Regions from separate parts of the Mus musculus genome. Here regions 1, 2, 3, 4, 6 and 7 are each linked to region 5. Evidence: chromatin loops called from intact Hi-C (ENCODE). Cell type or tissue: heart. All regions are shown on one strand. Region 1 overlaps Apbb2 (amyloid beta (A4) precursor protein-binding, family B, member 2). Region 2 overlaps Apbb2 (amyloid beta (A4) precursor protein-binding, family B, member 2). Region 3 overlaps Apbb2 (amyloid beta (A4) precursor protein-binding, family B, member 2). Region 4 holds the start of Uchl1os (ubiquitin carboxy-terminal hydrolase L1, opposite strand). Region 5 holds the start of Apbb2 (amyloid beta (A4) precursor protein-binding, family B, member 2). Region 6 overlaps Nsun7 (NOL1/NOP2/Sun domain family, member 7). Region 7 overlaps Apbb2 (amyloid beta (A4) precursor protein-binding, family B, member 2).

Region 1 (4,000 bases), 96 kb after region 5:
CCTCTCTCCTCTCCTCCTCTCCTCTCCTCTCCTCTCCTCTCCTCTCCTCTCCTCTCCTCTCCTCTCCTCTCCTCTCCTCTCCTCTCCTCTCCCCTCCCCTCCCCTCCCCTCCCCTCCCCTCCCCTCCCCTCTTCTTTCTTTCTCTCTATTTCTCTCTCTCTCTCTCTCTCTCTCTCTCTCTTTCTTATAAAATGGCAACATGAATTTATTAGAGTTGTTATAGGATCTATAGGCAGTGGCTATACTGAAATCTCTCTCCCTCCCTCATCAACTATTCCTGCCTCACGGGCTCTCCCTCTTCCATTACGTGACACTGTTGGGTCTCATCTTGTGTGGATAACTACAGCTTCCGTGAGTTCAAGAAGGCAGCAGCCATGTCACGCCCAGAAAACAGTGTTCCACCACAGTCCACCACCTCCTCTGGTTCTCCGTTTTCTTTTTACAACCCAGTTCCACCATGTTGCCTGCTCTGTGATGGGGGGTGATACTGATATCCTAGTTTTGATTTGATGACAGCGCCTTTGATGACCTCCTTTGATGACAGCTGACAGGAGCACTGACCTATGGGCACAAAAATTATTTAGAAGGTCATGTGATCAGCACATCACATCCATCTAGGAAAACAACAGCAGTAGCTCCTGCACTGGCCTGTGAATTCCACAGCCTTGAGCTTTTGACTGAGTTTGCAGTACACACATGCATGTGCTGCATTGGAGCCGGCCTCAAGCCTCCCCGGAGCATGGCAGTTTCTGGGATATATTAACATTTAGATTCTTGAAGTTCTAGGCTTGAGATCACAGACCTGGGGACTTGGGGTGGTCTGTTCATTTTGCTGTTAGAGTTCCTATAGTCTCTCTGCCACTTGATGTAGAGGAGGAGACCAGGATCCTAGTGAAATCACTGGAGGGCTTGAAGCCTGAAGTGTCTGAAGGTTCTGTGAGGGGAGGGTTAGCAAGGTAGGGAAGAGTAAGTTTGGAAACTCCACATCATACATTCCACCGAAGAGCCTAGGAGAAGTGTGCTCCCCAGATACACCCCCCATTCCTGTGTTCTTATTCAAACCATTTGCTAAAATGACTGGCTGTTATGTAATAAGTCTTAAGAGGTAATTTATGACAACAGCAAGAATATTGACCCCACGGGTGTGGTGGAACTTGTCTCTAGCCCCATCACCTCAGAGTCCCAGGCAAAAGGATCAGGAGTTGAAGGCTGGCCTGAACCTTCTTCTGCCATCACATGGAACAGATGTTGCATGACATACAAAGAAGAATGGCGGCAATTTCCCAGCCAGTCGTCCTCTCTGCATTGTTTCCATTCTTCCCTATTTGCTTTTAGCTGTGTGAGACCCCTGTTTCCAAAAACAAAGCCAACCCACAAGCAGATCTGTATTCCTTCTTTTTAGTCTTTTAGAAATGGACTTTTAGGTTTACAGAAAGGAGGGAGGCAGCGCAGAGAGTTCCCGTGTAGTTCTCTGCCTCGGTCCCCCTGTTATTAACATCTTACAGTACTGTGGCACATGTGTTGTGAATTTGTGGACTGACAGCAAGTCCCTGCTCTGTTCACATGTCTCTAGGTTTGACTGCAAGTCAGATCTGCCCTGTTTCACTTCCTGCTTTCTCTCCTCACATGAAACAACTCTTGCTTGACACACAGCAACATAGGAAAAGCAAGGAAGTTTCCCTGGATAACCCCCATCTTATTTCCATCGTTATTAGTATTCTTCCCTATTTTCCTGAGCTAAATACAAATATATAAATATAAATATATATATATGTATACACACACACATCATTATAGTTTTGACAAGCTGTTTTGAAGCAAATTATACATCTACAACATCCAAAATAAAGAAACAGCATTATTTAGAAACAGTACCATTATCATTCCCAACAACATTAATGCTGGCTCCTAAATGCTACTTAGTATTTGTTCATAGTGAGAGTCGCCAAATATAATCTCTTTTAATATCTTGAAATAATTTTAAATTAGAATCTGGGCAGAGGACCGTGTGTCTCATTGTGCTTTCTCATCAGCACTGACGTCTGTTTAGCTTGCAAGTGAGATAGCAAGGAAGGCCTGAGGCTCCGGAGCATAGGGAGGTTGTGGCAGTCCCTCGCACCACCCCTCTCTATTGTAGTGTGATTTAAAAAAAAAAAAAAAACAAAAACCAACCAACCAACCAAACAAACAAACAAACAAAAAACAATGCACATTTCAATAAAATAAATGGGTAAAGTCCAAATGAATCCTGACTTTCCCCCTCTCGGGGTGATGCCTGAAGCTGGTTTTGAAATCTCAAGTGATCACATTTGCCCAGCTCGACAAATGCTTCCTTATTTTAGATAAGAAGCCAGACTCAGAATTCGGTGTACAGTGACGCATTGTTTTCTGTTGAGCCCACGTCCCCTGGGTCTCAGCTTCCCAGATAGGAAACCACATCCTGAATAGCACTGAGTAGACACCACAGACATGATTTGTGGCTCCGCTGCATTTGCAAGCCTTATATAAGTCTTGGTTTTAATCCTTAGGGTGGAGTTTCACAGCGAGTTTCACAATTTTCCTTTAAGGCCAAAAAAAAAAAAAAAAATTAAAATAAAATAAAAATAAAAAAAAATAAAGTAAAGAGAGGACTGTGGGTGGAATCCTAGTTTGAATACACAAAGCCTGCGTGGTAGCCTTACCTGGAAGTGAGAAGAGAGTTAAGAGCTGACTAGGGTGCTTTGCTTTTAACTCGAAGAGTCCCTGGTATACTGTGAGCCGCTAGGGCTTCTTCCCGCTCTAGCTCTTGCTGGACCATAGACACCTGAAATCTGAAAGTGTCTGGAGTAGCTGTCGGGGGATGCCTACCCGCTGGGGCTGCCTGGGCTACAACCCACAGACTGTAAGAAGCTCCCGCTGGGACCCCAGGAGAGGGCTGCACACTTTGGCATGGTTCCCTATGAAATGCTTTGGTCGCACTACAGAGAGGAGTGGCACTCTTAGGAACATTTCCCTCTTTCTTCTGTGCAGATGTGCAGCGAACTCTTCCTTAATTTACCCCATGGAGTCTTGTTGCAGAACTCAGCTCACTGTGAGAAGAACGCTTTGTTTCTACTGCCGTGGGGTTCTGTTGACTCACTTGGAAGAGGCTCAGCATAGCACCTGGCTGCTTTCTTTTCTGTCCTTAATTTCCATTGTCTTTCCTTATTGTATTCCAACTGAGTGGATTCTCCTGTTATCTCTCTCTTCCCAGGGAACCCAAGAAAAGCAATGCTTGTACACCGTAACTCTGTATGTTGAGGGTAATTACTGTTTTCTTTTACTTTCCCTGTTCAAATGAGAAGAGAGGGGAATTACTAAATATATCAATATTGTCTCTTTAGTCTTTTTAACATCCTTAAATAAAGAGGTTGCCTTGCTGAATGGAAATGTCCAAACATACAACTTTTGCTCTGGCATGTGTATGTTTAGCGTTTAAATATTTTATTTCCGGTAGCACAAGTCATCACAGAGTTACTTGAAAATTCTAGAAGAGCAGGAGAAGGAATCCAGAGACAATGACATTAACATTTTTTAATCTGTGTGCTGCCTTCTTAGACTCCAGGTCATGCTCAATAGCATTAGCGCGTCTTGGGAGGTTGTTAGAAATGCAGTCTTTTTTTTTTTTTTTTTAAGCAGAACAAAATAAACAAACAAACAAACAAAAAAAAACCCAACCAAACAAAAAGAAATGCAGTCTTGGATTCTAACACAGACACTCTGAATCCTAACTTGACTGCATTGTGTTTACATGTCACTAAAATTTGGGGGTGCCGCTCTAGAATTCATCACCTAGGGAAGCAGATGAATAGAGACCCCGACAGCCAAATTCGGTGCTCAGGTCTTTATGTTCTCTGTCACTGTTTCTTGAGATAGCCTTCAGTATGTGACGAAGATAAAAGTAAAGTCATTAAAACAAACAAACAAGTTGCTTTAGAGAGAAACTTGGCTGTCTCACAGGCAGTCATTTCATTCATAAACA
Region 2 (4,000 bases), 61 kb after region 5:
CTCTCTCTCTCTTTCTCTCTTTCTCTTTCTTTCTTTTTCTCTCTCTTTTTTCTTTTCCTTCCTTCCTTCCTTCCTTCCTTCCTTCCTTCCTTCCTTCCTTCCTTCCTTCCTTCCTTCCTTCCTTCCTTCTTATATAGCTCAGGCCATCCCAAGAGTCTCGGTTTGGCAGAGTCTATCCTTGAACTCCTAAGCCTGTTTCCATCACCATCCAAGTGCTAGACTATAGGTGTGCCTCAGCGCACCCAGCTACACTGTCTCTTTTTTCAGTTGATTGTCTCAGGTATTTTGTTATGCTGACAGAATGCTGATCAACACAGAGCTACTTATGAAATAGATGGGCAGTTTAAATAGATACTGCTACCAGTTGATAATTGCTGAAGCTGAAAAATGTATCTACTATTTTGTCCATTTGATGGTTTCTTTTATTTTATGGGCATTGGTGTTGTGCCTGCACGTATCTCTGAGTCAGGAGGTCAGAGCCCCCAGGAACTGGAGTTACAGACAAGTTGTGAACTGCCATGTGGGGGCTGGGGACTAAACCCGAGTCCTCTGCAAGATCAGCTCATGCTCCGAACCACTGAGCCATCTCTCTAGCCCGTCCCCCTTAACTTTTTTTTTTTTTAATAGGTTTTGGGTCTTGTTTTTACACAATTGCAAGAACTTGCAGCTGGAGTTTTGGAGGCTCAGGTTTGCAGCTCTCGCCCCTTGCTTGCTTGTCTGTCTTAGGGCCTCATTTAGCAGTCTGGGCCCTCTTGTTCAGAAGAGAAGAGAGGAGAGTGGTTAGCACGGTGGGTCCTCTCTGCCAGGGCTCAGACGCAAGGCTGCTCTTTTGAGAGAGGCAGTGGCCTAGAGGGAAGAAGACAGGATTTGGTTTTTTTCTATCAAGTGTGACGCCCGGGAAGATCATGGTGCCCCCTCGGGATGTGAGTTTATCATGTTACCATCCTGAGTTTGGCCTCGCGTACAGGAGAGCAGAGCATTCTGTAATCCACACTGCTGGTTCAAGTTGATAGAGTTTCAGTCAAAGCATAGGAGCATCTCATCACACTTTGGCTGCACGGCCTTAACTCTTAGTTGATGCTTCTTATCCTAAGTGATAGAATTCGGATCCGGAAGGGCAGGGTCAAGTCCCTGTACTAGAGACGATGCACCACTGGAGAATCCCTTTCTGTCAGGGTTTGCCTAAGGATTCAGTGAACTAATATATGCCGAGTTACTTTAGTGGTGTCTAAGACATAGTGACAGCTACATTGATTCAATTAGTTATGTGAGTAGCTTGGGTTTTCAGGTCTTTTAATGTCTGTTGAAGGTTTAGTGCACCTATCACCTTTAAATCTTCCCCTGAACCTCCCTCTGTCCCTCCGTCCCTTCTTCCCTCCCTCCAGGCTCAGAACGCGTTGGAAAGCTCCTCGCTGTCTTGTAAAACAAATGGACCAGGAACAGAGAATCGCACCAGAGCCTAGCCTTCCTGGAGACCATGCGCCCCACCCTTCCTTTGCCCGCTTATAGTCTCCTGAGTTGCTGGAGGGCTTGCCAGGGCGCTGGGAGTGGAGCCCTGCCTGGAACCCTGGTCTCCAGACTACAGGCTCTTGCTGCTGCCATATCTAGTTTCTGGCATCTTACTTTGGCATCCTGTTTGCTGGCTTAGAGTGTTCTGCAGAGAGAAATTCTATGGTTTATCTGCTAGGGCCAGAGTCAACCCCTCCATTAAGGAGCGCCTGTGAGATGCTCTTGCAGGCAGGGGAAATGGAAGAGTGCTTGGTGTTCCTCGGCACGCTGACTAATCCCTTAGCCAGCAGCTGCTGTCATTTCCTCTCCACGGCCTCAAGAGCTTCTTGGCCAGGCTGGCAGCACCTGTGAGGCCTTCCCTCCCATCCCTCATAGCAGCCTGTCATGGTCACCCCATTATTTTATTACCCTGTGCTGATCAGATCATTGTCTCCTTACACTGAGTCACCTGCTGGCCTTAGTGTTCACCCTTGCTGTTTCCTGGTAGCACCTCCCCCTCACCCCCCACCCCTGGGAACATCCTGTGATTCTTTTTACTACTGTTCACTTAAACTTTGCTTGCCCCTTAATACTGTTTCTTGCTTCCTTTATTCTCTTTGCTTGCTTCTGTTTATTTTCTATTCATTAAGCTGGGAAATAAGTTTACAGGCCTGTCTCATTTATTCCAGAGCTGTGGCTCCATTAACAGAATCTATACATCCCTTTGCTTGCTCTGCAACTCCAGAGGTGCTTAACAGCTCAAGAAAATTCTAATAAGGGGAAGGCCTCTCTCCCCCAGATGTGACAGGTGCGGTAGTGATGGGGAGACCAGGTGGGATGCATGAAAGAGTACAGCGGATCTGGGCTTTTATTTCCATTCCTAAGTGGTGAGTCTTTGGGAAAGTTATTTTTCTCTGCTTCCACTTCAGTTTTTGAATAAGAAAAAAAATGAAATCATAGTACCTGCTTCTTGGGAGCTGTGTGAAATGATCTGTTTTTGACACCAATTTAGTCCAGTAGAGCTCAGTTACTGTTACTACTGTAAATATTGAGATCTCTGAGGATCACAGTAAAGTAGCATTTTATTTTATGTGTAAATTATTTTTAGGTGACAGTTTTTGTGAATTCATTCACTCCTTGCCCTTTCTTCTTTTCAGTTATGGGGGAGACACCATAAATGATCTGGTGTCCACATCTGTCTTGAGTATGGGGGAGGCGGGTGGGTGGTGGTGATCTGGGGTCCACATCTGTTTTGCGTGTTAGGGAGGTAGGTGGGTGGTGGTGATCTGGGGTTCATATCTATGTTTAGGCTTTGGGATGTGGAGACTGATCTAAGATTTCCTCTTGGAGGAGACAAGGAAGGGAGTGGCAGGCTCCTTCTTGCTTCTTTAGACTCTGTCCCTGGTTCAGCACACGGAGACTGGGGTGGGCTGGGAGGTATTCGGTAGGTCCTTCACTCACTTCCACTGTCCTCAATGAGCTATGCCCAGGGCTCCTGAGCCTGCCATGGGCCAGGTAGAATGGTACAGTGGTCAGACCCGTCTCGGATAGCATCTCTGCTCTGTTGGGGAACTTCTCCCCCTTTGAATATATAGTAACCATGGGAGGAAGAGACTGTGGGGAGGGGTGATTGTGGGGAGCAGGGGAGACTCACAAAGGAACTGGCATGCTGTGGTTGCCCATCTTGTTAGTGCTTTTTCTGGCACGACATACAGTTCTGGGTTGTGGGAAGCCGCTGCTGAAGGAATTCCAGACAACAGCAGACAGGTTGCGAGAGGCATTTTTATGGGCGATAGGTACCCTTTAAATCTCACCCTCCTGTGAAGGCTTGTCTTGAAGAGTTAAGACTTGCGTCTGTCGTGTTTCCTCATCTCAGTGACAAAGCAATGTCAAAATGCATATTCTGGGCTATAGACCAGACAGCTGCCTGGACATGTACCCTTGGGAGAAGCTTCCAGATGTGCCCATGCCACTGTAGCTCAGCGTCCCCTCCCTTAGCAAGCCACAGTGGCTGTTCAAGGGTGTCTGCAGCATAAGTCCTTTGACAGAACTTCAGCTTGGGTCTCTGTGGTGGTGGTCTGAATGGCAATGGCTCTCATAGGCTCATATGTTTCCATACTTGTCCCCATTGGAACTGTGTCAGAAGGACTAGGAGGTGTGGCCATGTTGGAGGAGATGTGTCATGGGGACAGGTTTGTTGTTCCCAAAGACTGGTACCACTCTTGGTCTCTACCTCCTTCCTGCATGGGATCAAGAGGTGAACTTACAGCTGTTCCTGAACCCCCATCATAGATTCTCTGAAACCTCAAGTCACATCAGACACTTTCTACTATAAGTTATCTTGGTCATGGTGTTTTGTCATAGCAATAGGAAAGTCATTAATACATCTATATTCATTACTCTTCTCTCACTGTGACAAATTACCTCAGAGTGGAAGGATTTATTTGCCTTTATATTTCAGAGAATTTAGTCCATGATTGCTTGAGCCCATTTCCCTAGAGCAGGAGTGTGT
Region 3 (4,000 bases), 150 kb after region 5:
AGGTCTGGGCAGTAATTCTGTAAGAACATTTGCTTTATAAGTTATTTGTGTGATTTCTTAGTCATGTTCTGTCTCACTGTGGCAGACTTTATAGTTTGGGTGAAAAGATAACACAGTAAAGCCTTTGCTATCCGAACATGAAGACCTGAGTTTGATCTCCAGATTCAACCTCAAAAGGCTGGGCATGGATGGCACTGTCTGTTTGTAATCCCCGTGCCAGGGAGACAGAGACAGGTGGAGCTCTAGGTCTCACTGGCCAGCTAGCCTAATGGTTATAATGATGTGCATATGTCCTTATTATACACAGTTGGAATGTCCTCTCCCAGTGCATTCTGTTTTGCACAGCATAAATGGCAGCATGCCGTGGGTGACATGACAGAATAGGCTAATGCATCCGTATTGACCAAGCCTGCCCCTGGGAACCTGGGCAGGACTTGAATCTCAGTAAAATGTTTCACATCAATCCTCTCTCCTAGATCAACTCAGCTCTAACCCCAGCAGCTCTTCCTGTACAATCATAGCTGGTTGCTCCAGGTGTAATCAGAGTACCACTATCTCTCTCCTTCACAATGTAGATGGAAGCCTTTTGACATCCAGTTGCTCACACTGTCAAGATGTCACCAGCATCTTCAGATACTCAGTGAGTCTTCGGGGAGTCTGCCCTGCTCACTCTGTATAAGTCAGCTTTGGGTCGCAGAGGTAGTCATCTTTGCAGCATGCCCCGACATGTCCTCTCTTTGGTCTGCCTAGTCTAACATCATATGACCTTGACCAAGAGATCTCAGCCATCTTATTAGAATCTCTAACACGTTTCTGGCCGGCCAGCCTGTACGTGTTCTCATGACAGTAGCAGAGACCCTGGGGACTGGAAATGGGCCTGCACTCTGTAATGAGGACCTTTGTCCTCCTGTTTGGTAACATCCAGTTAATCAAACTTAGAGCTGTGAGGCTGCACAGTGAGGAGAGAGGGTGAGGGTACAGGCACCTGGGGATGGGTGTGTCAGTGCAGTCAGTTGGCCATGAACCCGGCAGTGCATTTGGAAGTGGTACTTGCTTGAAGCATAAAGCATTGCTGTTATTTGCAAGCCACAGTTATAGTGCTTTTGAGCTATGAAAAGTAAGGATCAGGTACTCGAATGAAGGAACCATAATTCTTTCACTTTCTCTTAAGATTTTTGGTGCTGTTACAAAAGTAACCCTTACGTGGAAAAGAAGCCTATGTGTAATGGTCTCTATTGAGTATTTCTTCTCTGATTTTTGTTTTCCCCAGAGAGACATCTCAGACAGCACCCTTCTCCGGGCCGTGGGTACCACCCTCTGACGCTATTCTTAGGAGTGGTTTTGGAATCTCTCTTAGAGAAGGCTGAATAAGCAAGATGCACACTGGATTCTATGTTAACGGGTTGTGTTAAGGCAAGACAATCAAGATGTCGGATTGGTCCCTCTAGGGAGCCTTAGGAGAGCTGCAGATTTTACTCTGTTCTTACCTTAGTAAGTGATCAATTTAGACTCTCCCCAAAACAGTGCGTTACAGCAAATATAGTGTACTTAGGTATGTAGATGGCAAAAGTGTACTAGTAATTATAATTAATGTCCCACAGAATGTAAAATTCAAGTTTCTTCCCATAGAGCACAGCGTTGTAGGTGAATTCAGTCTGTGCTCTTTGACTCTTTCCCCAATAGAAATAAAGTAAGTTGGGATGGAATTCCGCTTGTATATGTGCTTAATTAAATTCTGTTCATTACGTGCACATCAAAAAAGTAAACACACACTAGTCGCCTAATTAACATTGTGTATTGTCCTGAGCATGTAGGTTAAAGTTGAGTTTTGCTCATTTTCTGACTTTAGAAGCCACCTCCAGAGTCAGATACAATTTTACGTACTTCCTCTCAATTGTATTGTTTTGTTTCCCCCGAGCTGTAAGGAAAAGGATCTCAGGTCTTGCTTTCCGGCAGCTGTTTCCACTTGCCTGTATTTGAAGATGTTAGATATCAACTCCAAAAGAACCTGACAATGTGTCAAGAGTTATCTGGCAGCATTAACTACTCCAGGTGGAGCCAAGTTCGTGCACAAAGTCCTGAGGAGTGTGGCACTGTGGTCAGGAGCCTGTGTCAGGGGTGAACAGGTCCAAGGCACGATAATGGCCCGGGACCTCCTTTGGTGGGACGTCTGCCAGGCTATCTAACCGTGTCTGCTTCTCGGTCTGTAGTAGTGACATCATCGCAGGACCTCTCGTGCCAGGCTGTTAGAAGTGAGACATGGGATCGTCCTTGGCAGAGGGACTGGCAGATGTAAGGGTGCTGTCAGTGGCACACGAGTGCTGGTATCTGGTCATTTGATGTAGCTGCTCTCCATTTTATAGACCTTGAAATGGAGATGGAGCTCTTAGGAGAAAATATTGAAAAGCCTGAAGATTGACTCATTACATGTTTGTCGATGGATAGAACAGTATCATCCGTAGAAAGGTTTAATCCTGGCATCCAGTGTCTAAAAGCATTTCTCACCTAACATAAGCTTGCAGGCTTTCAAGTTCAGTTGTACATTGATACAGTTTTGTTTTGTTTTTTTTTTTTTGACAGACCATCTCTTCTTACTTGACAGCATAAGATGGTGATTATTTCAATAATGTCAGAAGAAATTTTTCATTAAAAATTGAACTCATTTTATTATTTGTGAACATTGTCACAAAAAATTAGGGCAGGGCAGGGAAGGAAGGAAGGTCTGGACCCATCAAGGCTTCTAGGGTGCTTATGTTGGGTGTACAGAGCTTTCCAGAACACTTGGATTTTCTTCAGAAAGTTTGCAGCCCAGATGAGAAAACAGATCATGTAGGATTAAGATGTTGGCAACATTAGTAGCAGATGTCGTTTATTAGTGCTTAAACTGTACAAGCCACGAAAGCAAGGAAGCAAGCAAGCAACACATGATTGCCCATTTGATCTTCAGAGAAACTGTTAGATTGAAGACATTTGGACCCCTGACAAATACCAGACACCACCATAAAGGACCCAAGTTATAAGTCAAAGCCAAGGAATGAGGTCTTGATTTTCAAAGTGGAGAATCTCCTTAGGGGTTAAAGAACGGGACTCATTGCTCAATTTTTGTTGCTATTTTGTGGTGGACTGGAAAGATCTGTGTGTCACAGTATCCAGGACTACAATGTACTCCGGAGCACATTCACAAGTGTCTTTATAGATACCCATGCCTAGAAATCCTGAACGTAAGTTATTGCTTACCATCATAATATACACTGGGGATTCCAGAAGTCAAAGCTTCTAAATAAAATGTAATTGTCCTGACTATTTGGGGGGCTTTCCTCAGAATTGACTAGCACTTTGAAGCCAGTGTTAATGACTCTAGTGCCTAGCATCCTGTCTGAGTCGACAGAGAAGTATGCAGTCCTCAGTCTGATGGACAGGAGTGGTAAGAACAGGGATTCTGCACATAGCTGAGCCTCTGGTGGCTTTTCCTCAGGGCCCTTGGTGCTCCTGTGCCTGACAGTTTGTCCTTTGAGATGAATCCCTACTTTATTTTTTCCCTTTTTAAAAATTAGTTTTTGTGTGTTGGTAAGTTAAAATTTCCTTCAAGAAAGTAAAGGAATCATTATAAAGTCTTATAAGGTCTTGGGCGGGGAGAGATGTGAGATCTGACAGGATTGTTCTGGGGACATGGGGACATGCTCTAGGAAAGCAGGTATTTGGGAATAGTAAAAGATTCGAGATTGTCCATGGTCTAAAGAATGTAGTTCCTGAGGTTTGGCGGTAAGGGAGTGAGTGTGGCTCTGGGAAGAGATGGAGTATTGGATAGAGGCCGGAGAGACGTAGAGTGTTCCGAAGCTGTGGCACCGCAGTGCCAGAGTCGGCTAACACAAAGAAAACGAGTTTAGCTCATACTTTTGAGTTCTCCATTCTTTTGAGAACTGAGTCACAGCTGCAGTTTTAATCTCGAATGGCCCCTGGTTCCTTGGTACCAAGCCCTTGGGATGTTTGGAAGTGAGGG
Region 4 (4,000 bases), 58 kb before region 5:
TTAATGAATGAATCTTTACATCAGCTGGCCCTCCAGTATTCCTTTCACTTAAACCCCATAAAGCTGTGAGAAAAAAAAAAAAAGAAAAAAAAGAGGGCCAATACTTCTTAAGAGAATTAGTTTCCCTCAAAACAAATAGCAACACACCCTTCATGGTACTATATCTGGGTTCATTAACAGGCTTCAAACTACTTTAAAGATGGATGTGGAGGCACACACCTCTAAGTCCCAGTAGGAAGCTGAGGCAAGAGGATTGCCTTGAGTTCAAGGCCAGCCAGGCCAGCCAAAATTAGAGCCACAGAGTGAGGGCCTGTCCTGACCCACCTGAGTGTATGTGTTTATACATTGCTGAAATAAATGGTCCCTGTAAAACCCCATGTTTCTTTGAACCCCACGCCTCAAGTTTAAATAGCAGGTGACTTAGATGGTGAGTGGACCCCCCAAGCCTCTATCAAGCAGAAGGAGAGGACCCCACAAAGCTCTACTCTAACCCCCCATTGGCATGCCGTGGCATGTACCCACAATAATAATTAAAAAAAATAACAGATGACCAAATGATTAAGCCACAAGTACCAAATTCCAGCTTGTCTTGGTTGTTGGCCACTGCGTGGATCAACCCGATGGTACCACAGGAGTTTCCGATGGTCTGCTTCATGAAGTAAACTTTAGGGCTAACTTCCTGTCCCTTCAGTTCCTCAATTTGCTTTTTCCTGAAGTTTTCATGCTGTGAATGGGAGAAATTATTTGTTTTGGGTTTTTTTCCATCTCAAAACGAACATTTAAAGTAAGCAGATGGTGGTCCAGCCAGTTCTAAAGAGATAAACAGCGGGATGTGTGACCATGAGTAAGCGCCATGGTTCTAGATGCTGTTGAATGCCCAGAGTCTTCCTCCCACACCCAAGCAGGCCGTGGGGCTCCACCCCGATGCTGCAGTGCAGGCAGGCACTGCCTTGGATGCTGCCCAAGGCTGTCTAGACACCACGGCAACCTTTAGCTGGAGGCGGGGTGTCGTGAAATCTGCAAACAGAGCTGTACTCAGGGCTTTCTCCCTTCAGTGAGAAGAATGACTGCATTTCAGAGGCTTCTAATCAAGCTTTGATCAATACCCAGTGTTAGCACCAGCTGGTATCTGTTCCGCTATTCTTCACCGGTTCCATTTGTGTGCAAGTCAATGCCTTTCAACAAGGTTTAACTGTTTGGAAGGGGCAAGCAGATCCAAGAACTTCCCTTCCTGGTTTGTTTTAGAAAAGTAAAACCAACTGGTACAAGGATTGGACTATGGTTTAAAACTAACAAGCAAACAAAAACCTAAACTTTCATTTTGCAGAAGACAGGGTACTAGTTTATCCTTGCCAGCAATACAGGGGATGTTCTAACCGGAAGGCAGATTAGCAATTATCTGGGGAGGCTGCTCTATGAACGAGAGATTTCCTCCGAGCATTAAATCTTTTATCTTTCTTTTAGAGTCAATTAAGTGTTCAGCGACTCCAGAGACTGTCCATTCCTCTCACTGCTGAGTTTGGAAGACCTGAGAAGTCAGGAGTTGCCAATCAAAAGCAGGTGCTGCTGCCCTAGAAATGCCCACTGCCCACGGCCAGCAAAACTCACACAGCACATCAGCCAGCTGGGTTCCGATTCTAGGAGCCCGCCGTGTTTAGTGTACTTGGGAATGCGAGTGTGCATTTTCTCTGTGGCTATAGGAGAGGAAGACAACTGTCCTGGGAGATGAACTGAAGCTCGACTGTTCTTGCTTCCCACTTACTGTTCAGGGTTCTCGCCCCTCTTCCTGCTAATCAATCAGCTATCGTTGTAAAATAGACCACCACCCAGCTCATGCCTAAGCTCATGCCTGGATCTCATCACCACCAAAGTGATTTAAGATGTTCACTTCGGAGCTCCCGACATAACCCTAGTGAGGATGAGATGCCTGCTAAACTAGCTTGCTTGCGGACAGACTATAAGCTTCATTTCTCATCAAAAAGAATTCTTCAGTGTTTTACCCATTACATATGCAGAATAAGTACTCTATAGATGGGGCAGATTAGACGGCAGCTAAAGGACAAAACAGTAGCCCAACCAAACTGGAATGTCCTCTTAAAAAATCCACTGGAGCCTGCAAAATGAGACCAGTTCCAAGGGAGCGGGCTCACCACTGCCTCCCAGAGGCCTTGCCTGAGCTCTGCTCAAAACCTCCAAGTCATCATGGTTCCTCTGGAGAGCAGCTCCAGAAACCTCTACGGCAGGACGAGAGCCGACTTTGGTTCAGTCAAGGAAGCCAATCTGACACGGAGTGGTAGCAATGAAAGCTCCGACTGGAAAACGCGTCGCCGACATCATCCAAACTCCATGTTTGAACTCATCAGAGACCATCTGCTAGGAGCAGGGCCTAGAACTTCCCATACAGCTTAGTTCCGGTCAGGTCAAGGATGCCTCTAGAACACCTGCCCTCAGGACGGTATTTAATTAGCCTCATCCCATCTGGCAGAGACGCAAATGCCTCCAAGTTTTACCAATGTCATCCCCTCTTAAATCATTAGGAAGCTAAGAGCCCACAGGAGGGAGACGATGCAGTGATTTACTGGGGCTCCACACACGGCGAGACAACGCATAACCCCCAGTTTTGTCTTTCTCTATGGCTCAGCCTGAATCATTTGCATCCCTGCCCAGTGGAAGATGGAAGACTGTTTCAGAAAATGAAGAAGTGTCTCTATGACTGTGTCACAGGAGCCCTACTTCATCCAGCCACAAGGTCAGAGAGGTGGAGACCGCGGCTCTGTGCACCAGTGATTCAGCTTTCTAAAAGGAACGTTCAACAGTGTGCCTGCTGGGAGGGGTGGGGGAGGGGAATGGAGAATCCACCAGAGAGGCAGATGGAGGTGGCAAATGAAGAGACAGCTCTTTTGACTTAAGCAAGCCAGGCCCTCATCAGTTTACAGTCAGGTGAGAGAGCAACAGAACCAAACCAGGGACCTGACCCACTCACGGCCCTTAAAAGGAAAAAAAAAAAAAAACAAACCGGCCATCCGCAAGTGGGAGCAAGGCTCATAAGTAAACAAACAAACAAAATAAACAAGTTGGAGATCTTTCTTTGGATAACTGAAAAAAAGACTTAGACGCAATGGGCTCCTTCTCTTCCAAATTGAGGCAATAATGGACATCACAATAGAGCCCCGATGAAAATGCAAGCACCTCCCACCCTAAGAAGTGGGATCCTTATCAGGGACCCTACAGGAAAAGGGGACAGCGTGAGGTAGGAACTCATTCCACAACACTGCGTATCCACTGAGACCCGCCCATCACAGACCTCTCCCTACCTGGGCCGTGAGGGGAAACAGGAGCAGCAGGGCGCAGGCAGGGGATGGCACTGAGCCCAGAGTCTCCTCCTCCAGCCCTAGCACGTCGGCGAAGCGCCACTGGCCGGCGACCCCCAGCTTGGCCAACACCTGCAAGAAAAAGACAGGGCAGCCAGACCGAAAAAGCCAGACAAATAATGGGCACCTGCTAGGGGGCGGGGCCAGCACGAGCATCCCTCGTGCGGCCCTCCCACTCCCCAACCCCCCACCAAACACACACACACGGGTCCCCACCCGAGTCTGGGAGGAGCCTCCGCGCCGTCCCACCCTGCGTGCCGCGCAGTGACACAGCACAAAGCTCAGCCCACACGTGGCTCGCGCGAAGCCCTCGGACTAGAGTCCGCGGGCCGTCGCCACGCCCTCGAGAGCTGCTCCCCGCGCTCGTTGCTGTCCGGGTCCATCCTCCGCCACCTCCCCGTGATCGATCTCTCAGTCACTCCCAAACCCCTAGATAACTCAGGGCAGAGACGACACCCAGCTGGGCGCCCCAGCCCAGCCACCTCCATTGCACAGGGCGCGGCCGGCTGGGCGTCTCCAACGATGCTCTTGGAGGATAGGGACAGAGACTGCGCGCCGCGCCACTCACTTTGTTCAGCATCTGAAAGCCAAAAGCAAAGAGGAAAATGATAATAAAACTAAATGATTCA
Region 5 (4,000 bases):
TGTGATGCTTTCTGACTTGGCTCCTCTGTTTTTTGACATTTTTCTCCACTCTTCTTTGCTTATGAAGAAGGTATTCTCTCAGATCTCTAAATGTCAGATCACTCCCAATAGAAATATACAGATCCACCAAGATAAAAAGTTAGCATTCCCTCCCCCCCTCCCCCCCACCAGGGTCTTACTAGGAAGCCCTTGCTAGTCTGAAGCTGGTTATACAGGCAAGGCTAGTCTCTGACTCACAGAGATCTCCTGCCTCTGTCTCCTCAGTGCTGGGATTAAAGTTATGGCAGCCACACCAAGCTTTAGCTTTTAGTTTCCATACTGGAAATGTATTTGGAATTATTACTAAAGCAAATGAGGACTCAGATATTTTGTTTCGATCATTAAATTTCCCCGGGTTTCACCTTAAACAGCTCTTACAACAGATGACCAAATAAAAGTACTTTTAGCCCTAAATGTCGGCACAAAACACCTTTCTAAATATTTATTTGTTTGTTTGTTTGTTTATACACTCTTACTCTCTCCAGACACATCAGAAGAGGGAATTGGATTTCATTACAGGTGGTGGGAATTAAACTCAGAACCCCTAGAAGAGCAGTCAGCGCTCTTAACCACTGAGCCATCTCTCCAGCCCCCCACCCCCACCCCCAAACACTTCTTGATGCCACACAAAACCCTTTTGCCATTTGACTGACATACTTAGTGCCTAGTGTTGGTCTATCTTAGCAGTGGTTCAATTGGTTGTTGGTCAAGGATGTTCAAAGCTTAATGGACTTCCTAAGAAGAAACCAGTAACAGGGTCTCCTTTGGTTTATACATTTAACTTGTGAATTCAAAACCAGCAGTGGTGGTGGCTGCACTGGTTTGAGTGGATTGGGAATCCACTCCTGGCTGAGGCAGGAGTTCCCTATCCAGTGCCACTCAGGTTTGCTTTTGTTCTTTTTGACAGTAAAGTCCAGGCTAGTCTTGAATTCACTGTCCTCCTGCCTCAGCCTCTGTGGTGCTGACACAATAGATCGATTTGTCTTCTTTAAGGAAGCCATTGATATCTCTGGGGTATGAAGTAAAGAGCATACAGAATCTAAAGACTTGGTGTAGCGTTGGTTTTATAACATTCTTGTAAGTGTTCTTTCCACTAAAATTCCCTGAAACACCCATACCTCCACTTAGTAGGGCTTTTGATCTTATGGGAATTTACAGGAGGTAATTTTTAATGTGCTGGACCCATTGTTTACTTGATACTTGATAAAAACAAGTGCTCAGGATATTCTTGGAATAGTTCATTTCCTAAGAAAACAGTTCGTGTGTGCGTCAGCACTAAGGGGAAAAAACCCAACATCACAATAGCTATCAAAATTGCATAAGGTGGTAAAATGAGAAATGATTTTCTTTGTGATCTTAAACGATGAGGTATAGGGAAGCCAATTACTTATTTATAACTTGAGTGTGTGGTGCCAGGCATTCTCCAGCCCAGCTAAGGCGCGGTTACATACTTAGCTAGCCAGGGAACCTGGCAATCCATTCCACCTTAAACCGTCCCTTTCAGGAACAGAGAAGAAATTATGGATAGGATGCAGGAAGGAAGCAAAGAAGAGTTCAAAACCAGTGTTCCAGTCCCGTCAGTCCTCCCTGGAAATAACCGAGGGAGTTTCCTCCAACAACTGCAGGATGCTCTGTAGCCGGCCCCTCACAATCGGGACATCTAAGTATTCAGCTGGCAAGGAGGTGACTTCCCGACTCCTCCCGCAGGCCGCCAAGGGAATGAGCCTAGGAAGCAGGCGACCGGGCTGGGACGCAGAGGCGGGAGCAGGCAAGGAAGCGTTTCCGCGGTGATCCTGGAGACCCTGCCGGTTTCCGGAAGGGTGATTGCATCAGGTGTGGAGCAGGGCGCCTCCTCCGCCCAACCTGGAGCCCACCGCGCCTGCGCGCCCCGCCCCGCCGCCGCGGCTGACTCCAGCGCGGGTTTTCCTGCGCGTCCGAGTAGACCGCCTGGAGGGGGCAGGCGCGGTTCGACCCGGGAGCCCGGGAGAATCGGGTGGTAGGGTAGGCTCTGGACGTTGGCGGGCTGGGAGATCAAGGTGCAAGTTGGTGTGGTAGCCTGCTGAGATCGCCGCGATGAAGGATTCGCAGGGTGGGCTTGGGTTCATTTCCTCCTCTGTCTGGGCTTGAAGGACACAGTAGCCTGTGTCTCAAGGCCCTCTACAGTTTGCTTTTCCCAAGTTGGCATTTGAACCCTGGTTTTTGACTCTTCATGGTTCGCAGGATTCGTTGGGCCAGTCTTGGGATGCAGAGGTTCAGTTCCAAGAGTGAACCTGCATAGATTTATGGAGATTTTTCTGTAGCAGTACTATTGGCCTTCCGCGGAGTCTGAGGGAAATATTGATTATAGAAGAGGCTATAGATTACAAGAGACCACCAACACACGGCGTTCTCTCCATTCCTGATAACCCAACACTTTTACATGTCAACACCTTGTGTATGGAGATGGCAGAAATGGCATTTCATAGAAACTATTCAATGGACGTCAGTTACTGCTGGGCTGTAAACATGAAGGCAGGGGCTGCGATTTGCTTACAGGTCTTAGTAAGGGGATCTTGTGGAACCTCAATAAACTCATGCTGTGTGAAGAAAAAAAGGAATAATGCCCATCTTCACTGTAGGGAGGATGAGTCTGAGTTTATTATCTGATTGAGGAGTGCGTTGTCAAAGAGCCATTACTTAGTAGTTATAATTATTTTCAGAATTACCTTTCTAGAGGAGATGGTAGGTAGCATGGTCTGTGTATAGCAGAGTCCCCATGACTAGTCCTCGGATGGCAACCGCATCAGTACCTGGGATTTGATACTTACAGGCGCTTGTGCAGCACGGCACAACGACTCATCCAACCCCTGGAAACGCGCCTAGCATGCTGCTTCAGCAACCTTCCCAGATGAGTCTGACTTAGGCATCAGTTTAACACCCCTTGGCTTGATGGAGAAACAAATCAAGGACTTCCAGGTGCCTGCAGTAAATCCACTTAATGCCTAACGAACAGGTAGCAAGTAGATAATGCTTTTCCTTGTTCGCAGGCATATTTCTTGCATGGCGTTATCTCGCTGTGATTTTCCAGGGCAGGAATGTTCCTGTGTGGCATATGTCTAGCCATGGGGGATGAAGGAGGCAGAAGGCAGGAGAAAGTTTCACCTTTTAACATTCAGTTAGCCTGGAAGGCTGTGGACAGCTCTCATCTTGGGGTATTTTTCCATTCTACAGGAACGCAGACGCGTGAGAGAAGAGTTTCCCAAACTGCCTTTTGGTGCAGACAGACGCTAGGCCACCTGGAGGGGATACCCGGGCTGCCCCGCAACCCCCAGCCTCTGGGTGTCACCCTGGCGCCCCTTGCCTCCCTGCTGTGCCGCAGCTCGGCCGCCTCCACCTGCAGGGGTCGCCCTGGGAGCGCGGCCCGCCCCCTTCCGCCGCGGCCTCCGCCCCCGGCCCCGCCTTGCTGGGTTCGCCCGGCTCCGCCAGGCCCCTCCAAGCCTTTCCTCGCGCAGCCGCCGCCAAAGCCTGGAGAAGTGGAATCTCGCTGCCGCTGCTCCCTGCGCGGGCCTCGCGGAGCCGCACTGGGCATGCTCAGTCGCCGGAGCCAGTGCTGCTCTAAGTAGGAAGCTCGCGTGCTGCAGCCCGCAGCTGATCCGGGTGCTCAGCGGACTGCGAGACCTGGGAGCCGGGTCCGGAGCCGATCGAACGCCGCGCAGCGCTGGTGAGCCCCGCTTCCTTCCATGCCTTCAGCCCGGGGATCCGAGGGATGGCCCGGAGTGCGCCGGGGGTGCCGGGCAGCCGGCGAGCTTGGCTGCTTGTGCCCTCGCGGCTGCTGCTCGGTTTCTGGCGGTCACCGCCGGTCGCCCAGCCGCAGCCCCAGCTGCAGCAGCTGCCGTCGCATCTGCAGCAGGCGTCCGCTGCGGAGTCCCGCTCGCCCCGCGCCCGCGCTGCAGGGCCGGCGCTCTGGCTGCGGGCTCGCTCC
Region 6 (4,000 bases), 360 kb after region 5:
GTAGGTAAACTGCATATTGTACGGACATGAGGACCTAAGTTCAAACACCCAGCAGCCACGTAAAAAAGCCAGATGCAGCATCCCTTGCCTGTAATTCTAATGCCCAGCAAGCAGAGGCAGGAGGATTGCTGGGGATGGCTGGCCCAACCACTTTCACCAAATCAGCTCCAGGATCAGTGAGATACCCTGTGACTTAAGTAGGGAACAGAATCATTGGAAACTTACCGCTAACCGTCACAGGTATTGCACCCGTCTACACACATGCATGCACACACACACAACACACAACACACACATATACACGTGCGTGCACACACGTGTGCAAATCCCTCATGATTAAAGCACCCCTCATTAGCCTCTATATCCCAACACTGCCACAAGAGAATTAAATTTTCAACATCTGAATTCTGGGGACACCTTCAAGACATCACACCCAGTGCCATTAACACACAGTAATGTTTATCATGCACTAACCACTTATTATATGTCCAATTCTAACTTCACTAGTAATCTGTTATCTTTCCTAAGCGTCCTTTGACATAAGCGCTTAGCCACATGGCAGTCTCCTGTTGATATTTAGGATAAAGAAGAAACTAAAACACATTAGTTTGTTCTTCACTAAACAGATTTTTTTTTCAATTAGGCAAACAGTGAATTCTTGGATAGTGTTAGAATTTCTCATTTGTTACATGTTAGATTTTTTTAAAAGGCTGCCAATTAAGAAGACAATAGTAGCTATTTCAAATTAAATTTAGCTTATACATATACTAAAACTATAAGACATTTGTAATGATTCCCCACATGTTTTGTTTTGTTTGGTTTTTTGGTTTTTTTGGAGACAGGGTTTCTCTGTATAGCCCTGGCTGTCCTGGAGCTCACTTTGTAGACCAGGCTGGCCTCGAACTCAGAAATCCGCCTGCCTCTGCCTCCTGAGTTCTGGGATTAAAGGCGTGCGCCACCACGCCCGGCGATTCCCCACATGTTCATACCTTGGATCATGCAATTCAACATCTTACAATAATTTGATTTAAAGTTAGATATTCAAACTATCCATGACTGTTTGCAAAGGAACTCAAAACACTTATATTTTTCCATAATTTTTTGAGACAAAGGTATCTATAAACTATATTACATAAATATTTCATAAATCAAAATGCTGATGTTGGTTTCACAGGCATGTTCTTTTTTTACCCGTTTAGAAGGTTCTCGACTTCTTGAACTTCTGGTATGGTCTCTTCATTCTCGGAAAGGATGCGGGGCTGGAATTTTCTGTCTTGGAAGTCATACAGCATCACAATGATAAGACTGTTCAGCTGACTTGCCTACCGAGGGGAAACAAGGCACATGAAGAAAGCTGAAGGAACCCACCCAAGGGCTTGAGGTGCGACTCGGGACCTCCCAAGTGTGAGAGTGAATATGGATGGCAGAAATATTTTATCCTGTTATTTTTCATAACAGAATAAGAACATGATCGTTTTTTACACCATAGGGTTAGATTTAGAAATAGAGGAGGTCTTCAAAAGAAAAAAAATATCTAGTTTGAGAGGAAAACCTCAAAAAAGACAATTTGAGGTATTAGGAGTCACGTTGATAGAGCCAGGGTCAAAATGCAAGTCTTAGAAGTAGAAAATAACGTATATTTAAAGATGTCTCAACGTAATGCAAATTGTTATTTAGTTACAGAGGGAGTTTGCATACTTTCTCAACATAATGAGGCCAACTAATTCTAAAAGTTGTTTACTTACGATTGTGGTACTTGAGAAGATATAGCTATCTATTAATATACTTTCCAAAATATCTTGATCTGAAAGACAAGGGAAAAGCCTGCTACCCAAAATATCAAATCTGAAAAGAAAGACTTTAAATTATATACACTTTCTAAGTAATGCTGTAAATTTATTTTCATATCTAATATACACCTCATAATTGTATAAACTGCTAATAAATCATAATTGTAGCACAAGATGAAACAGTTATAATCTTTATGAATCCTGCATTCTTATGGTTCAGGTTCTACATAGATTCAAATCACTATCTGAATAAATAGAGTCGTCATAGAGGAATTCTAACCTTTAATTTATGACCTCTGAAAGACATTAAAGAAGATATAACTAATAATATTAAACAATAGGGGGGCTGGAAAGGTGGCTGGGCAGTTAAGAGCACTGGCTGCTCTTCCAGAGGATCCTGGTTTGATTCCCAGGACGCAAATTGTGGCTCTGAATTAGCTCCATTTCCAAGGGAATTTGGTGCCCTCTTCTGGCCTCTGATAGCATTACATACGCAACCATGTACATAAAAATATTTGAAATGTTAAATGATCTTTCTCTTTTCAGTTTTAAGTATTGCTGATACGTTATATAAATGACCAAATATTAATATTTTGTTCTGGGTTTTTGTTCTGCTTATGAGAGAGGTTAGTTTATCTGAACATCCTTGCTGGTGTTACTTATCAAGGTTTTTGCTAGCCTTGTGATGGGAAGTGTTTCTCTTCCTCTATTCTTTTTTTTTTTTTTTTTAAAGATTTATTTATTTATTATATGTAAGTACACCGTAGCTGTCTTCGGACGCTCCAGAAGAGGGCGTCAGATCTTGTTACAGATGGTTGTGAGCCACCATGTGGTTGCTGGGATTTGAACTCCGGACCTTCGGAAGAGCAGCTGGCTCGGGTGCTCTTACCCACCGAGCCATCTCACCAGCCCCTCTTCCTCTATTCTTTTGCACTTCTTTTATTAGGCATAATTTTAGCTTAAGTATCTGGCACTAATCAAGGCATAGATGAGATATTTAATCTAAGACCTGAATGATAGGAGTTGCCATGTAAGGTTTTGCATAAGGACAGTAGTCCAAACAGCAAAAAACAGAGAAACGACTCCATAGGTGCTGCGTGGAAACTGATAAACATATTTCTGACCCTCCCGCTAGGTTTGTGAGTATTTTATGATACACTTAAACTATAAACATCATGTATGTTTTAGTACAGCAAACAGGAAGTAAGCCCTAACTTTAATCCATTCACCATTCATGAGAAACAAAACTTAGTGATATTGTAGATGCTGGATTTCAATCTTTATTTGGAAAATGAGAAAGCCAAAGAAGACAAATTTTGAAGTGGAGACTACAATTCTCATAGGAAATATTTGCGGGGGAGGGGGCGCTGGAGAGATGGCTCAGTGGTTAAGAGCCCTGACTGCTCTTCCAAAAGGTCCTGAGTTCAAATCCCAGCAACCACATGGTGGCTCACAACCATCTGTCATGAGATCTGAAGCCCCCTTCTGGTCTGAAGACAGCTACAGTGTACTTAGATATAATAATAAATAAATCTTAAAAAAATCTTTTGGGAAACATTATACATATTTAAGCCACCAGCTTTGGAGACAAACTATAATTTCTATCAATGTAACAGACTTGTGACGTGGAAGATGTGTGTCGCAGGGCCGAGTGCAGGAAAACAGTGCACGATGTTGCCAGTGTTGCACTTGTTCTTCAGGACTCTGCAGAAACAGTCACCTCTGGCAGCCTTCCGTATGGTGCAGGAAGCACTAACTTTAGATATCTAAAGTTATATAGCACTCTTACTCTGAAATATCAATTTAAATAACAGCTATATTTTATTCGATGTATTCTATGTTTTGGGCAGGTGAAGGAAACTTGACACCCATATAGATAAAAATAAAAATAAAAATAAATAAATCTACAAAGATACACACACGCACACACACACACACACACGTTGACAGCTCTGCTCAGAGTAGACATATCTGGTTATGTCCTATCTACAGTTATCCTTACACTTGGGAGTTGGCAGTTAACTACCATGAAGGAGCTCTGGAGATTTGAGTCTAGCACTTTGGAGGCAAATTAGAAAGGAGAATCCTATTTACACTTGGCACTCCAAATTAAAGCTATTGGCTAAGAATTGAATAACCCTTTTCGGGTTGACTCAGTTGAGGTATTTACTGTTTAAAGATTATGCTTTTCTTCTTCTGTCTCTCTGCTG
Region 7 (4,000 bases), 230 kb after region 5:
GTTGTCGGAAGCATCCAATCCTTTGGGTCTCAGATTCCTCATCTGTGAGATAAGCACGCCTCATATTAGAAGCCCCGTCTGATTCTGAGGAGTTATAAGATTGCCTATGAAATGGAGCAGCCCTAATCCACAGCAACTAGAGATGAATTGGTTATGTCTAGAAAGGGATGCTATAGTCCTGGCTGCCCTTTCACGGGCCCTACACTCTGCTCATGGACTTGTCCCGCAAATGCATGAGTTCCTCACACTATAGATGAGAAAGCGATGCTTAGAATAGCTCGAATGACCCATCTCATCTCACAGTGTGCTCATCTGGTAGCTGGTGGAAATAAGAAGTCTTCAACCCTGTGCACATGACTCCCAAACCTCTTGTTCCAAGCCACTGTTTCCCCAGGCTTAAGGTCGCTTTGGCTGTCTATCTAGATGGGGTTAAGGTAGCAGAGTTGCCAAGGGTGGGTGTGAGTTCTGGAACTGGGAGGTCATTGCCTAAAGATGGATTCTTCTGGACTCCTATGGCCCAGTGCTTTGTGGCATGCTGGCCTTGGCAAGGTTGATATGATCGTCACACTGCTGAGGACAAAGGCTCACATTAATGAGTCCAGGAGCCACACAGATGCAGATGCAACAGGCCTACAGAGAACACTGAGTAGGTGACACTGTTGGGTTTGAAACTTATATCAAAATAAGACATGATTTTGCGGTGTCTTCTGCAGGGACATAAGCATAGTTCATCACTGCAGTACTTTCCATTGCTTATGTCCGTTTGCAGTTAGTGCCTGGTCCGCTCAGCCATTTTATTATCCAGGCACTGGATCTTATGAGGGCTTTTCTTGTTCTGTTCTTGCTACACCCAGCCCCACATGGAGAAAGGAAGGAAGGAGTGAGGCTAGTCGGGGCTGGGTATGCTTGACAGCGTAACTCTCCAGCAAACGGGATAGGAGTGCAAGGTTCTAATATTCCTCTTGAGATTTATTTATCCGAGCCTTCCCTTGGTTCCTATTAGCATAAATTTCCATGAAGTAATTCTATTAGCTAGCAATTCACTAGATTAACCCTAAGAGATAAACAGGAAATCGCAGGGAGCGTCTTCTCTCATTCAGATCTGTTTCTGATCTGCAACAAATGCACTTTCATGCCTTCGCATTTCTGTGGGATGTTATAGCTGCGTGTAGTAGTCCGTGCCATTGAAAACGACTTTGTTTTCTTCAGAAATTCTGAACTATGAGAAACTCTTGGATTTGATTTGCATGGTTGATTCATTCTCTGGGTGGGGGAAAAAAGAAAGAAAGAAAACATTTGTAAAATGATTAATGCCAAGGGAGCAAACATACTTAGCATTCAGTGTGATGGCTAAGACTCTGGCTGGACCTGGCCCGCTCAAGATTTGCTTCTTATTTACTGTGTGGCTTTGGGATCTCGTCCTCTGTATTACATAATAAACTGCTCCAGAACTTGGTAACTGGAAACAGTTTCATTTTCCTCATGACTTGGAGTTTGGGAGTTTGTGCAGAATTCAGCCACACAGCAGTGCAGTTCCTCTGTGATCCACTAGTAGGCAGCAGGACCTGGAAGATCTGCATCTAGAGCAGCCCTTCCCCGGACTCATCCTCCAGGGCCCACTCTGTGTTGCTTGGGCTTTTAGCAGTACAGTTCACTGGGCAGGAAAGACAGGAAGCCAAAGCTACCAGGTGAGAGCAGGCTTTTCTTGGAAATGGTACCACTATCTTCTATTAGTCAAAACAGAACTCGACTAATTCAGGAGGTAGAGAAATGGACTCTTGAGAGCTGAGCAAGGTCACAGAACAGGAAGTGTATGGAAAGCTTTATTGCAGCCAGTTCTGAGAGAGAGAGAAACCATCCCTGGCATCAGCCAGTCAAAGAGAATGCCCTTTGTCAAGGGGAGTGCGTATCTGCGTGACTCAGTCAAGAAGCCAGGCCCCGAACCCGGGGCAAATGTGCCAAGTCCTGGGAATAAGATAGAGCCACCGAGGCATGGCTTCAGGGTGGGAATTCATGGAGGGAATAGTAAGATCTTTTCTCGTCCCTAGGAAGGAAGAGCCCAGTGTTCTGCTTGGGTGTAGTTGGCCACAGAATACCAAGGCACAAAGCCTGGCTGCCCAGCTTAACCCTGCATGGTGTGTTCCACCTCCCCCACCCTCACTCCCAACTCCCCCAGCCCACAGCAGGGCTGACATGTGCATCATTGGCTAGAACTTATTCCCCTCTCAGCCCAGGGGACAGAGTTTTGTATTTCTAAAGCTGTTTCCTTTCCTTTATTTGCCAACATGGCTGAGCATAATACTGAAGTCCTGGCAGAAGCCCGGCTTCTTTCCCCCCAGTTAATTTCTGGTCACTTGTCCAAGTGAGTCACCCGGGAACCGGCTGCTGTGAGTCTCTGAATTTTAAAGGATGCTGCTGGGACAAGAGATGTCATTATCAACAATTAGTGGCTGGGCCTGGTGGTAGATGCCCTGAATAGGCTAACTAAAGGACAGGCAAGTCTTGTCCTCTTCCCTGTAGGAGCTCTGTAGGAGTCAGAGTGAGTCATAGCTGTTAACAGTGCATGGGTGGCTATGCAGAGAGTGGACCAGCAGGTGCTCGAACCTGGCCCCATAGGATTCTGGAAAGGAACTTTGGGTGATGGACACTCTGAGACATTCACAGCCTGCTTAGATACAAAAGTAATTCACTCGTCCAGCAGGGCTGGGCTCTTCAGGGAGGGTCTCCAGAATGCAGATGTCTTTCCATAGCTCCCCACAAAAGATGCAACATGTCTCCAGCTCTGTTTCCTCGGGCTGGTTGCCAGGTAACGGTGTTTTAGTCGTAATGAAGACATTTCTTGTTTATTTGCAGTTAATAAATTGATGGTTCTTTTATAGGACAAGGAGAATGAGTCCATTGCCAGGCTGTTTCTACCTAAGCCATTTCTCCCTCCCTACAGCCCCACACTCCTTTTTAAAAGGTCCTGAGTCTGAGGCTCTTCAGCCCAGCCGTGAAGAACAGGGCCTCAGCGCTCCCTCTGCCTCCAGCTCAGGACTCTGTAAGGAGATCATATCAGCAGCTGGCTGGCTTCTATAATTTCCACCTCTGTACTGGCACCAGGAGTGAGGGCTTTCAGCTGTTGTCTGCAGCAGCTGGCCACTGGGCATTCGCTTATTCAGTGTCAAGTGTGTATATGTTGGCACGTGACCTGTCAGGCTCAGGAGGAAAGCCTGGTGCTATGTAAGAAGCCATAATGGCATCATTTCACAGTGACAGGGTTAGGGATCCGATCTGAAGTGTCCCTGACAGGCCCATGTTTTTCTCCATTTGTGGAGAGTGTGAAATGAGCTAAGTATGACCACCATTACCACCGTCCATGATGGTAGGCTGAGGGGGTCATTGGGAGGCGAAGACTGCCTGGTGGACGTAGGTCACTTAGACAGGACCTGTGATGGTTGCAGCCCAGCCCTCGGTTCCCACCCTGTTCTTTCTGCTTCCTGTTGGCCCTGTGAGGAGTGCCTGCCACATGCTCTCTCAGCCATATACTCCCTCCCCCAAGCACTAAAGTCTCTGAACCCACAGGCCAAAATAAACTTCTTAAGTTATTTGTGTTAGGTACGGTGGTCACAGCAGGCCAAAAGTAGCTGCTATAGACAGTTACCATGCAGCTGGAATTAACCAAGAGATCTGTTCACGAAACTCAAACACTGATATTTCAGTTGACTTTGAGAGACCCTTGGGTCTGTGATTCTCAGCCTGTGGGTCACCTAACACCACCAGGGGGAAAAGAAAACAACTAAAAGTAGATATTTACATTATGATTCAGAACAGTAGCAAAATTATAGTTATGGAATAGCAACAAAAATAGCTTTATGATTGGGGTCGCCACAACCTGAGGAACTGTATCAAAGGGTGACAGCATCAGGAAGGCTGAGAACCACTGCCTTAGATGAAAGACTTCTTTATTAAAAACATGGCCGCCCATTGAGCCAACAGATTCCTAAACAGATCTCCAGGT

Evidence for each region. Peaks named below come from ENCODE experiments on the same cell type or tissue, not always from the same donor. Only the 100,000 strongest peaks of a DNase experiment are listed, where the experiment ranks them.
Region 1: it touches region 5 in a loop (2.5-fold over the local background); 8 of 42 quality-filtered maps call a loop at or near these places.
Region 2: a loop joins it to region 5, with 2.8 times the contacts of the local background. A loop is called at or near these places in 10 of 42 quality-filtered maps.
Region 3: a loop joins it to region 5, with 2.6 times the contacts of the local background. A loop is called at or near these places in 5 of 42 quality-filtered maps.
Region 4: it touches region 5 in a loop (2.2-fold over the local background); 9 of 42 quality-filtered maps call a loop at or near these places.
Region 6: it touches region 5 in a loop (2.2-fold over the local background); 5 of 42 quality-filtered maps call a loop at or near these places.
Region 7: it touches region 5 in a loop (4-fold over the local background); 16 of 42 quality-filtered maps call a loop at or near these places.

What each region holds. Positions count from the first base shown.
Region 1 is chr5:66,522,757-66,526,756 of GRCm38, reverse strand. All of the region lies in intron 2 of Apbb2 (amyloid beta (A4) precursor protein-binding, family B, member 2), which reads left to right. It overlaps Gm52775 (a long non-coding RNA gene), which reads right to left. Exons shown (of 4, transcript XR_003955743.1): 4 at 1-4,000. Among named protein-coding and RNA genes, the nearest start is that of Gm52775, 21 kb to the right of the region's middle. In heart, no CTCF peak of the experiment used is centred here; DNase peaks (open chromatin) are centred at 2,396 and 2,856; H3K27ac peaks cover 769 bases.
Region 2 is chr5:66,557,617-66,561,616 of GRCm38, reverse strand. All of the region lies in intron 1 of Apbb2 (amyloid beta (A4) precursor protein-binding, family B, member 2), which reads left to right. Among named protein-coding and RNA genes, the nearest start is that of Gm52775, 56 kb to the right of the region's middle. In heart, no CTCF peak of the experiment used is centred here; a DNase peak (open chromatin) is centred at 1,886; H3K27ac peaks cover 676 bases.
Region 3 is chr5:66,467,951-66,471,950 of GRCm38, reverse strand. The region is part of intron 3 of Apbb2 (amyloid beta (A4) precursor protein-binding, family B, member 2); the gene reads left to right. Among named protein-coding and RNA genes, the nearest start is that of Gm52775, 34 kb to the left of the region's middle. In heart, no CTCF peak of the experiment used is centred here; DNase peaks (open chromatin) are centred at 907 and 2,080; H3K27ac peaks cover 176 bases.
Region 4 is chr5:66,676,387-66,680,386 of GRCm38, reverse strand. It overlaps Uchl1 (ubiquitin carboxy-terminal hydrolase L1), which reads right to left. Exons shown (of 9, transcript NM_011670.2): 2 at 3,940-3,951; 3 at 3,315-3,443; 4 at 574-724. Uchl1os (ubiquitin carboxy-terminal hydrolase L1, opposite strand) reads left to right here and starts at 3,890. Exons shown (of 5, transcript NR_102714.1): 1 at 3,890-4,000. In heart, a CTCF peak has its summit at 2,145; a DNase peak (open chromatin) is centred at 3,706; H3K4me3 peaks cover 1,132 bases; H3K27ac peaks cover 700 bases.
Region 5 is chr5:66,618,307-66,622,306 of GRCm38, reverse strand. Apbb2 (amyloid beta (A4) precursor protein-binding, family B, member 2) reads left to right here and starts at 3,490. Exons shown (of 17, transcript NM_001201413.1): 1 at 3,490-3,739. In heart, CTCF peaks have their summits at 1,760 and 1,979 (motif pointing right); DNase peaks (open chromatin) are centred at 1,816 and 3,566; H3K4me3 peaks cover 2,366 bases; H3K27ac peaks cover 2,206 bases.
Region 6 is chr5:66,261,813-66,265,812 of GRCm38, reverse strand. Nsun7 (NOL1/NOP2/Sun domain family, member 7) reads right to left here. Exons shown (of 13, transcript NM_001302833.1): 3 at 1,746-1,804; 4 at 1,192-1,322. Among named protein-coding and RNA genes, the nearest start is that of Nsun7, 3.9 kb to the right of the region's middle. In heart, a CTCF peak has its summit at 2,274 (motif pointing left); no DNase peak of the experiment used is centred here; H3K27me3 peaks cover 29 bases.
Region 7 is chr5:66,383,411-66,387,410 of GRCm38, reverse strand. The region is part of intron 9 of Apbb2 (amyloid beta (A4) precursor protein-binding, family B, member 2); the gene reads left to right. Among named protein-coding and RNA genes, the nearest start is that of Gm52775, 120 kb to the left of the region's middle. In heart, a CTCF peak has its summit at 1,546; DNase peaks (open chromatin) are centred at 1,540 and 2,520.